Linked DNA regions of Mus musculus: region 1 is linked to region 2. Evidence: chromatin loops called from intact Hi-C (ENCODE). Cell type or tissue: gastrocnemius. All regions are shown on one strand. Each heading gives the region's core, and the rest is flanking DNA. Links, peaks and the distances in the headings are about the cores only.

Region 1 (4,422 bases), core at 1,264-3,763, 130 kb after region 2:
CGCCATCAATATCCCAAATTCGCCACAAAACACTGATTTATATATTCAAGAAATCCAGTAAGCCCTTGGTTGAATAAAAAGAAACAAACTCCCAGCAGAATCAAAACCATCAAAGCCACAAAGGATCTTTAAAGTGGCGTTAGAAGAATAAGCTACCACGTTCAAGAGCACTTTAATATGACTAACTACAGCTTCGGAGGACAGAAAGCAAAGGGGCCATATAGTCAAAGCAGAAAATGAAAAAAAAAATCACTCAAGAATTCTATGTCTAGAAAACCATCCTTGAAAAAAAAATAAAAGAGAAATGTCTAGACAACCAATTATGAATGAATTCACCAGCGCGGGAGGGGAGGATCTCTCCCTCATCAGCTCCACCATAGAGCAGACAAGAGTCCGGGTCCCTCTCCTGTGCTCACACCCTCAGGGTCGGCTCACTCATAACCCCTGCATCCAGGGCTAGCTCTACAATGCTGCCCGGGTGAAGTGCAGGGGCAGCTCTTCCAAGATTACAGTTGGTGAGGAACAGGGATAGCTCTCCCACTCTGAGCTCTGATAGTGTTGGGACCAGCTCTCCTGTCTGCTATTGGTGGTAAGGGGTGAAGGGCAGGGAATCTCTCCCTGTCCCTTCACTGAAGACAACTGGTGGGACCAGCTCTCCCATGCTCTCACACCTTTGGGGCTGCTAACCCACAACTCCTGAAATACTGAGCCGGCTCTCTGGAGTACTGCAGTTGGCCAAGGATGTCCAGGTGAAGGATGGGGCAAGCTCTGCACAGCCCTGGTAACACCAGCCTTTGGTCGTAACAGATCCCTGCTGCCCCAGGGCCAAGGACCTAGACGAGGCCCCCTGGTGGTTGCAGGAGGCATTACTGGCTACTCACGGGCTGTTCCTTATCGCCCCCCCCCCCATTCTACCTTTCTTCATTGCTGCCCCTCCCCATCCTTCTGTTTCTCTTTCTTTCCCATTTCTCCACCACTTACTTGTTCCTCTTAGTGGCGCAAGCCCAGGGTCTCTGAGCCTCTGGGTTGGTCTTAGGAGTGCTGTGTTCCTCCTGTCCATTATGGCGCTGAGTAAGGATCGTCTTGGGCATGGTCTGCTCCACTAGGCCTGTACTGCTCTCGACTGGTGGTCATCTCAGGCTAGGTCCCTGTCCAGGCCCCATGGTGACAGACTGGTGGTCGTTTGGGTTGCTCCTTGCCCCTGAACTATCTGAGGACTTCCGTGTGATGGTCATCTGTCTTGGGCTCATTCCTGCGGTGGGGAGGGGGTGAGGACCCAGGTGGGGTTTTCTAGTCTCCAGCTCATTCCCTGCCCTGGGATCCTATCAGGGTTTGTGCAATGCCTAATGGCTGGTTGTCTCAGGCTAGCTCCCTGTATGGGCACCCTGGTGCCAGGCTAGTGGTCATATCAGGCTTGTTTTTTTCAGGGAATGTTAGAGTATTAATCATTCAGAGCTTCACAGGTCAGAACACTGAGCATAGATACAGCCTCTCTCCTCTGCCACCTACTGATGCACTCCAGTTTCTTCATTCACCTCCTTGCAAATGGACATTGGGATCCTTTCTAGTTTTTATCTTTTATGAATAATTTTCTCTAAATACCACCACGGGTGGATTGGTGGATCCCACAGAAAAGTGTTTGTTTAAAAGTAATAAGAAGTGACCAAACACCTTTTGCAAATGTGTACATTATTTTAATTTCTTATTAGCAGTATGAGACATGTGTCTTTCTGAAGGTTTGAAATGCACACATATTTTATGTTGTTGCCCATAGTTGCTTCTTTGTGGAGTTCATGCTTTAAATTAGGCCTTTTATAATGGAGTTATGGGAATTTTAAAATACTCTGGAAACATGTCATATATATATATTCATTTTTCTAGTCCTTTATTTGTTGATTGATTCTCTTACAGATAAAGTTGAAAATTTTGAAGTCTAACTTATCATTATTTTTCTATTGGAATTATTACTTCTCTGTCTTGACTAAGAATAGTTTTCTAGCCCAAGATTAAAGATAGCCTATTTTAGCTGGGTGGTGGTGGTACATGTCATAATCCCAGCACTTGTGAGACAGAGTCAAGAGGATCCTTATGAGTCTGAGACCAGCCTGGTCTATAGAGTGAGTTAGTTCCAGGACAGCCAAGGTTGAGGAACCCTGTCTCAAACCCATTCTTCACATCAAAAAGCCCACAGTGAATGGTTTATTGTAGAAATGCTTTGGTTTATTTAAACAGGTGGCAAGGACAGGTCACTTCTTGGAGGACAGGTTGGGCAAGAAGGCCAACACTGACCTGTGAGAGTCACTGCAGTACAGTGAAGAGGTTTTGAAGTTTTATTGGAGACATGGATTTATTGGAGACATGGATTTCTCAACTCTAAGGCACACAACTCTAGGAACCCAGGGCACGGGACAGCATGTAACTATCCCAAGCCTTGCTGAGGAGGGCAGGGTTTCCCTCCAGTTCCTCCCTGAATAGGCCGGTGGGAGTCAGAGCTAATCAATTTAGTCTTTCTTCTGGTCAAAGGAAGCCACCAGAGGGCACTGCGAGAGCAGGTTTCCAGGCCAGCAGGCTGTGGCTTTACCCAGGCTCGTAGCTAGCAGTGGGCCCTTGCTGGCTGTGGACAGAGGGAAACGTGATGGGCCGCCAGAGTCACAGCAGAAGGCAGGGGGGAGGGTGCCCTCAATATCTGCAAGAGGCCCTCTCCTTGTTCCCTTAGGGACAACTTATGGTGGAGGATAGGGAAGAGTTCAGGACGAGAAGCTCAGTGGCCCGGAGCCAAAGACAACAGAGCCAAGAGGAACTGTGGAAGGTGACAATTCACCATGGCCAAATAATGTGCTCCAGCAGCAAGGCATTCTGGGAAGAGAGGAAGATGTGGCTACAAAGTTGGGGCCCTAGGGAGTTTCTGAAGGATCTAGGCAGACTGAGTGGACTGTGTCCATTCAATACCAAGCATCAGACACCCTGGGCATTCAGGACTGAGAGACACTGAAGGAGTCTAGCTCACAGCATATCACACAGGCGGGCAAGCCCTAATAACCAAGCTGGTGGTCTTGGTATTCAATCAGATGGTCGTCCAGGAGCCAGGCCCAGAACCAGGAATCATCTGGCAGAGGGATAAGGGCAAACGTAGGCCACCGAGGCATCAGACTGGGCCCACTTTGACTTCACATCATGAGGAAGCCACGAAAGTGCCTGGAGCCTCAGGCTTAGCCTTGAGGCTCACAGATGAATTTCAGATACTTAAGGTCTTAGTAGGAGCAATGGCTGTCAGGGCCTGCTCTTTGCTAAGGGGACAGAAGTGCACAAGTTTGGGGTACCATAACACATTCTAAGCACCCTCTACAAGGACGGTGATTAAGACCAGCCTCCTGACTTGGACCCACAAAGTGCTGCACGCTTGGCAGTTACTTCAGCCTTTCTGTTGCAGGTTGCCATAACCATTGCCCATATCTCCCCCCAAGCCAGCATGAAGATACTCTCTTACATATCCCTGCAAGGGCACCCCACCATCTGTGGGAACCCTTTGAGCCTCTCAGCCTGTAGCAGTTTGAGCCTCCACTAACTTGCCCCTGACACCTCTGTCTTTATCTCTGTGGGCGCTAACACAGCATTCCTTTAGCACGTCTGGGACAGACCAATCCCTTCTGCTGTTTGCATACCTTTTTCCTAGAATGGAATGCTCTTTCCTGCCCTGTCTGCTTCATGAGTACTAAGTCAGCCTTTAGCTGTTCAAACTTCACCTTAACACTTTACTTGACCAGCCACAACTTGGCGTCATATAGAATGCATAGTTCAGGTAACAGCAAATTGTTGACCACAAATTCATTTCCCCTCTATTTCTTGCCAAGTATTCAAATTCCAGGAAGACAGTCCTTCTGTGGCTAAAGAATAAAAACCAGGCAGGCCAAGGCCAACACTCCAGCCTTACCCTTCCCACAGCATGACACCAGTGCCAAGCTCTTGCTCTGGTCACTGCCCTCAAGTCTCCCCCGACTGGTGGTCTGATACAGTCTTCTCAATCAGTCTCAACAGTGGCAGACTTAGAAGCCGTTTGCAGTCGAATGAGAGCAGCTACCGTCTTCCCTTAGATCTGCCTCTGAGCTACTGTTTACTAGGGTTGGCCGAGGACCCACAGAGAGGCCTCAGAATCTGAGGCCATTAAAGCCCTGTTTTATACCTGCGAGATGTTCTGTCCTCGAGTTCTTTACCCTTACTTGCCTTTCTTTTGAAACCATTCGCTGAGTGCCAAATGCATGTTAGACATAGTTGGGTTTGAATCTGAGCTGCCCCCAAAGGCTCATGTGTTGAAAACCTGGTCCTACGTTGGTAGTGCATTTTGGGAGGTTCTTGCAAGTTCAGGAGATGGGGTGGAGTTGGAGAAGGGAGGTCACAGGGAGGGGGGTCTTTGGTGATATCTGG
Region 2 (4,422 bases), core at 1,102-3,601:
GGGTGTCGCTTGTGCTTGCTTTCGTGCTCAGTGGGAAACACACCATCTTCCTAGACTCCCTTCAACAATTGGACGCTGGAAAGAGAGGGGTAGAACAAGAACTGAAAGATGTAAGTCTGTGAAGCTTGAGGAACCAAGAGAGACAGGAAACCTTCAGAATGTGTTTCTGTGCAGCTAGTGGGGTCCTGAGTGTCGTGTGTGCTTTGTTCTTCCTCAGTGCCTTCCTCAGAGGTCACCTACGGCATGGTCGCCTCAGACCTGCTCCATTCCTTGTTGGCTGTCAGTGCTGAGCCTTGTGTGCTGAAGATCCAGAGCCTTTTCGAGTTGGATGAGAACAGCTACCCACTGCAACAGGATTTCTCCCTACTCGATTTCTGCCCTGACTCACGTAAGCTGTGGAGCCCAGGACTTTCTCTAAGGGCAGAGGGCACAGGAGGCATTCCTGGGAAGGAGTGATGAAACAATCTGTCTTTTGAAGATGCATTTATTTTTATTATATGTATGTAAATGTTTTGCCTGTGTATGTCTGTGTACCATGTATGTACCTGGCACCCACAGAGGCCAGGAGAGGGTGTTAGATCCCGAGACTAGAGTAATAGATGGTTGTGAGCCGCCGTGTAGATTTTGAGAAAATGCTCTTAACTGCTGAGCCATCCAACCCTATGATCTATCTTTTGAAATGAAATGACAGGGATTTTGCTTAGAGTTTTTAAAATAGGTAATTTATTAGCATAATATAATTGTGCTAAATACATAATTTTTTAAAGAAAATTCTGTGAAGCTTTTATTATTTGTTTTTCTGTTGGTATTCTCCCCAGCACTGACTTTCTGCTATAAACTGAATTGCTTTCCTTCATTATAACTGTGTCTACTGGGCTAGGGATGCAGTGCTGTTGCTATGGCCTCAGGCGTGGTCGTATCCATCCTTGCCTGCCACTGACACTTTACTGTGGGGCTCTTGGCCCCTGGTCTGTCCTGTAAGTTGTCAGCACTGTGTGGAGTTTCCTTCTGGGAGACAAGCTTCCTCTTAGACTAGGGTACCACCTTTTCATCTTTAGCAGGAGACTTCAGGAGAGATTCCAATTCCTTGGCACCGATTGTCTCAGTATAGCCAAAGGGAGGGGCACAAATGCTTCTATTTAGAGTACTGGGACTCCTGCCATGATATTTAAGTTAATTGACTGAATTAGTATCATGAAAATGGCTGTAGCCCTGAAAGCAAGCTACAATATTCAATGTAGTTCTTAGCACAATCCCAGTGAGTTTCTTCTCAGAAATAGAAAAAACAATCCTCAAATTCCTGTGGAACAAAAGCACCCTTGAGCAGAGCCTCCCCTGAGGACAGAGAGCACAGCGTCTGATTTCAGACACTTTCACAGAGCCACAATGACAATAACAGACAGACGTGTGGATGAAGGGAATGAAATAGAGGGTGCAGAACTCACCCCTGGCAGGTATGATGGAGCAGTGCCAGGCCATACACCAGTGTGTGTGGCATTCGTGTCAACAAGTGGTCCTGGGAAAACCACGTGAGAATTCTCTCATCCACTACAGAAGGCATTCAAAATGGATCAATACTTCTAAGATCTGAAACTTTGACACTACTACCAGAAAACACAAGGAAAATACTTCTAAGATAGAGACACAAGCAAGGACTTCCTGGCACCTTCGGACTGGTGTGGCTGTAGAAGGCAGAGCCTCATGGAAAGGACTCCAGTAGCTCAGGAAATAAGATCAAGAACTGGCAAATGGAACTGCAGATAACTTTAAAACTTCTGCGAAGCACAGAGAAAAGAGACAGCATACAGGTCAGGAGAGAAACCGTCAGCTGTGTTTTACTATCTAGAACAGAGAACAACAAACAAAATCAACAAATGACAAGCAGTTCTCAAAAGGAGTACAAGTGAGCTGGGGGTGGGGGTGGCCCTTGCCTTTAATCTCAGTACTCAGAAGGCAGAGGCAGGAGGATCTCTGTGAGTTCGAGGCCAGCCTGGTCTAGAGTTCCAGGACATCCAAGTAGTTTCTAAGTCTATGAAGAAAATATCCAACATCTCTAGCCCTCAGGGACAGGCAAATAAAAACTATACTCAAAGTCCTCCATCCCAACCAAAGGAGACAAACTGCAAATATTGGTGAGAATGTAGGGAAAGAGGAATCCTTACACACCAGGTAACAGCTCCAAACTACAGAGTCCACAAGCAGTAAATGGATAACAGACAGCACCATGCCATTCACAGGAGGGTGTGTAGCCCTGACACACAAGAAGAGTCATGCTCAAAGGACAGTATGAAGAGGGCAAACAAACTAGCATACACCTTTTCTCATTCCTTAGCTAATGTGTAATGCTGTACATTGTACATCACAGATATTTAGATGGTATGCGCCTATAGATTATATAGTGCTTGATCAGGTGTAGCAATCAGAGAGGAAGAGGTGGTGCTTGGGAAGGGCCACCCCGGATATTGGCTTTTGTGGCCTGCTGGCTCTAGATCTAACCTTCCCCACTTGCTCTGAGGTAACAGCCATTCTAGTGAGTGGCCATAGCGTGGCCACCATGATGCTAAACACTAGAGGGCAGTGGAGACATACCACAGAAGGCCGGGCTGCTATCCTAGGTTGAGCTGGAAGCCACACCTCTGAGTCACGTGTCTACTCCCTCCTGCCCTGGACACAGTGCGCTAGGCTGGGTCCCTTGGCAGACCACCTTTGCTCGCTCACTCCTGCCTGAAAGATTGTCAGTCAGCAAACTAATGCAAGCTCAAACCGAGAGAGCCAAGGTGGTTATTTGCCTGATTTCACTCCTCCTCATTACTGACAAATGGTTAATTTACACAGAAACATGGGAGGGATGGAGAAGTTTAAGGAGGAAGAAGGGAAGATTTTATTTTCCACGCACCCTGACTGCAAAGTACCACAGTTCTGCGCTCTGATGAGAGGGAATACCGACAGCATCTCGGACCCCTGGAGTCTGATTCCAGCTCCAGAGCTGCTCTCTTGCTGCGGGGGACTGGGAGGCAGCGTGTCCTCCTTCCTGCTCTGCTAATGGGAGGGATCTCTCCTGGGCTCGGGTGCTGCCTTATCCCGCTGATGTACAAAACCTTATTCAATTCCCAAGAGATTGTTCCTTCCTCCTTTCCGCAGTGAAGCACAATTCCTTAAAGCAAACAGTGATTCAGGCAAACCATTCCTTCCATAGAAAGTATTAGTGGAGTATAATGGTCAAGTATTACAGTCTGGTTTTAAAATTGCATGCTAAACTCAATTAAGAGATTTGTCAATTATGTTGAAGGAGCTGAGCTTATGGAATCTAATCAGTGAATTATTTCATTATATTTTTCTAATTAACTCTTCAGACTCTCTTATCAGGTTGCTAGCTTCTCCCTGCTCCTTGGATTAAAAACTTAGAACAAGTGCCATGACTTCTTTCCCTCCCCTCCCCTCCCCTCCCCTTCCCTCCCCTCCCCTTCCCTCCCCTCCCCTTCCCTCCCCTCCCCTTCCCTCCCCTCCCCTCCTCTCCTCTCCCCTTCCCTTTCCTCTTTTCTCAGTATTGTGACTGCTTTGATCACCATGAGCAGTAAGTAAATTAAGTAGAATTCCTCTAGTAGTGTCTGGTTCCACAGGTAGACTGTCCACACTTCCAGCATTCAGCTATAGCTAACTCACTGCCTGGGTCCTATTGCTCCGTCTTGTGCTTCTGTCCATCCTTCCCCTCCCCCACCTCCCCCCACCACACCCCTTTCTCAGGTGCTTGGTCACCCCAGCCGGAGCCTGAATGTGGCAAGGAGGAAGATCTCCTGAGGGGCAGGAACCTCGAGCTGCAGAACTTCCAGGACCTCCCTTTAGTGAGGTCTCCCCACCACTCCATGACCGACCTTGGTTTGCTACAGTGTTTGTTGCAGCAACACCATTCAAATCCCTTACAGCAGGGGATTGCCTTTGTCTGGAAAAGGAAGTCAGTTTTGAAAATTTATTCCTCCAACTCTTTTTAAAATTAATTTATTATTATAATTAAGTACACTGTAGCTGTCTTCAGACACACCAGAAGAGGGTGTCAGATCTCATTATGGGTGGTTGTGAGCCACCATATAGTTGCCAGGAATTGAACTCAGGACGTTCGGAAGAGCAGTCAGGGCTCTTACCCGCTGAGCCATTTTGCCAACCCAGTTTTTCCAACTCTTATGAACAGAATTCTGGGTAAATTCCAATTGTGAAGTGCTCAAGGGAGACCAGAAAGTAGCAAGAAAGTGAAAAATAATCTCCCTTCCTCTGCTAATTATCCTCTGACAGTGATGAGCACAGGCTGCTCATGGCTCTTGAAGTAATTTGGGCAGACATTCCACACAGAAAAGTAAGAAAAGCATAATTGACAAATGACTGCACAAATTACAACACATCATTATGGGATGCCAAATTGGCAGCCAT

Evidence for each region. A loop is a pair of places that touch in the nucleus more often than their neighbours do. Peaks named below come from ENCODE experiments on the same cell type or tissue, not always from the same donor. Only the 100,000 strongest peaks of a DNase experiment are listed, where the experiment ranks them.
Region 1: a loop joins it to region 2, with 2.8 times the contacts of the local background. A loop is called at or near these places in 8 of 42 quality-filtered maps.

Annotation. Positions count from the first base shown.
Region 1 is chr14:34,103,252-34,107,673 of GRCm38, reverse strand. It overlaps the pseudogene Gm24998. Among named protein-coding and RNA genes, the nearest start is that of A630023A22Rik, 2.7 kb to the right of the region's middle. In gastrocnemius, for the core only: a CTCF peak has its summit at 2,531 (motif pointing right); a DNase peak (open chromatin) is centred at 2,564; H3K4me3 peaks cover 224 bases.
Region 2 is chr14:34,233,382-34,237,803 of GRCm38, reverse strand. It overlaps Shld2 (shieldin complex subunit 2), which reads left to right. Exons shown (of 10, transcript NM_001360074.1): 10 at 218-771. The coding sequence ends at 456. Among named protein-coding and RNA genes, the nearest start is that of Syt15, 16 kb to the right of the region's middle. In gastrocnemius, for the core only: a CTCF peak has its summit at 2,574 (motif pointing right); a DNase peak (open chromatin) is centred at 2,610; H3K4me3 peaks cover 576 bases; H3K27ac peaks cover 459 bases.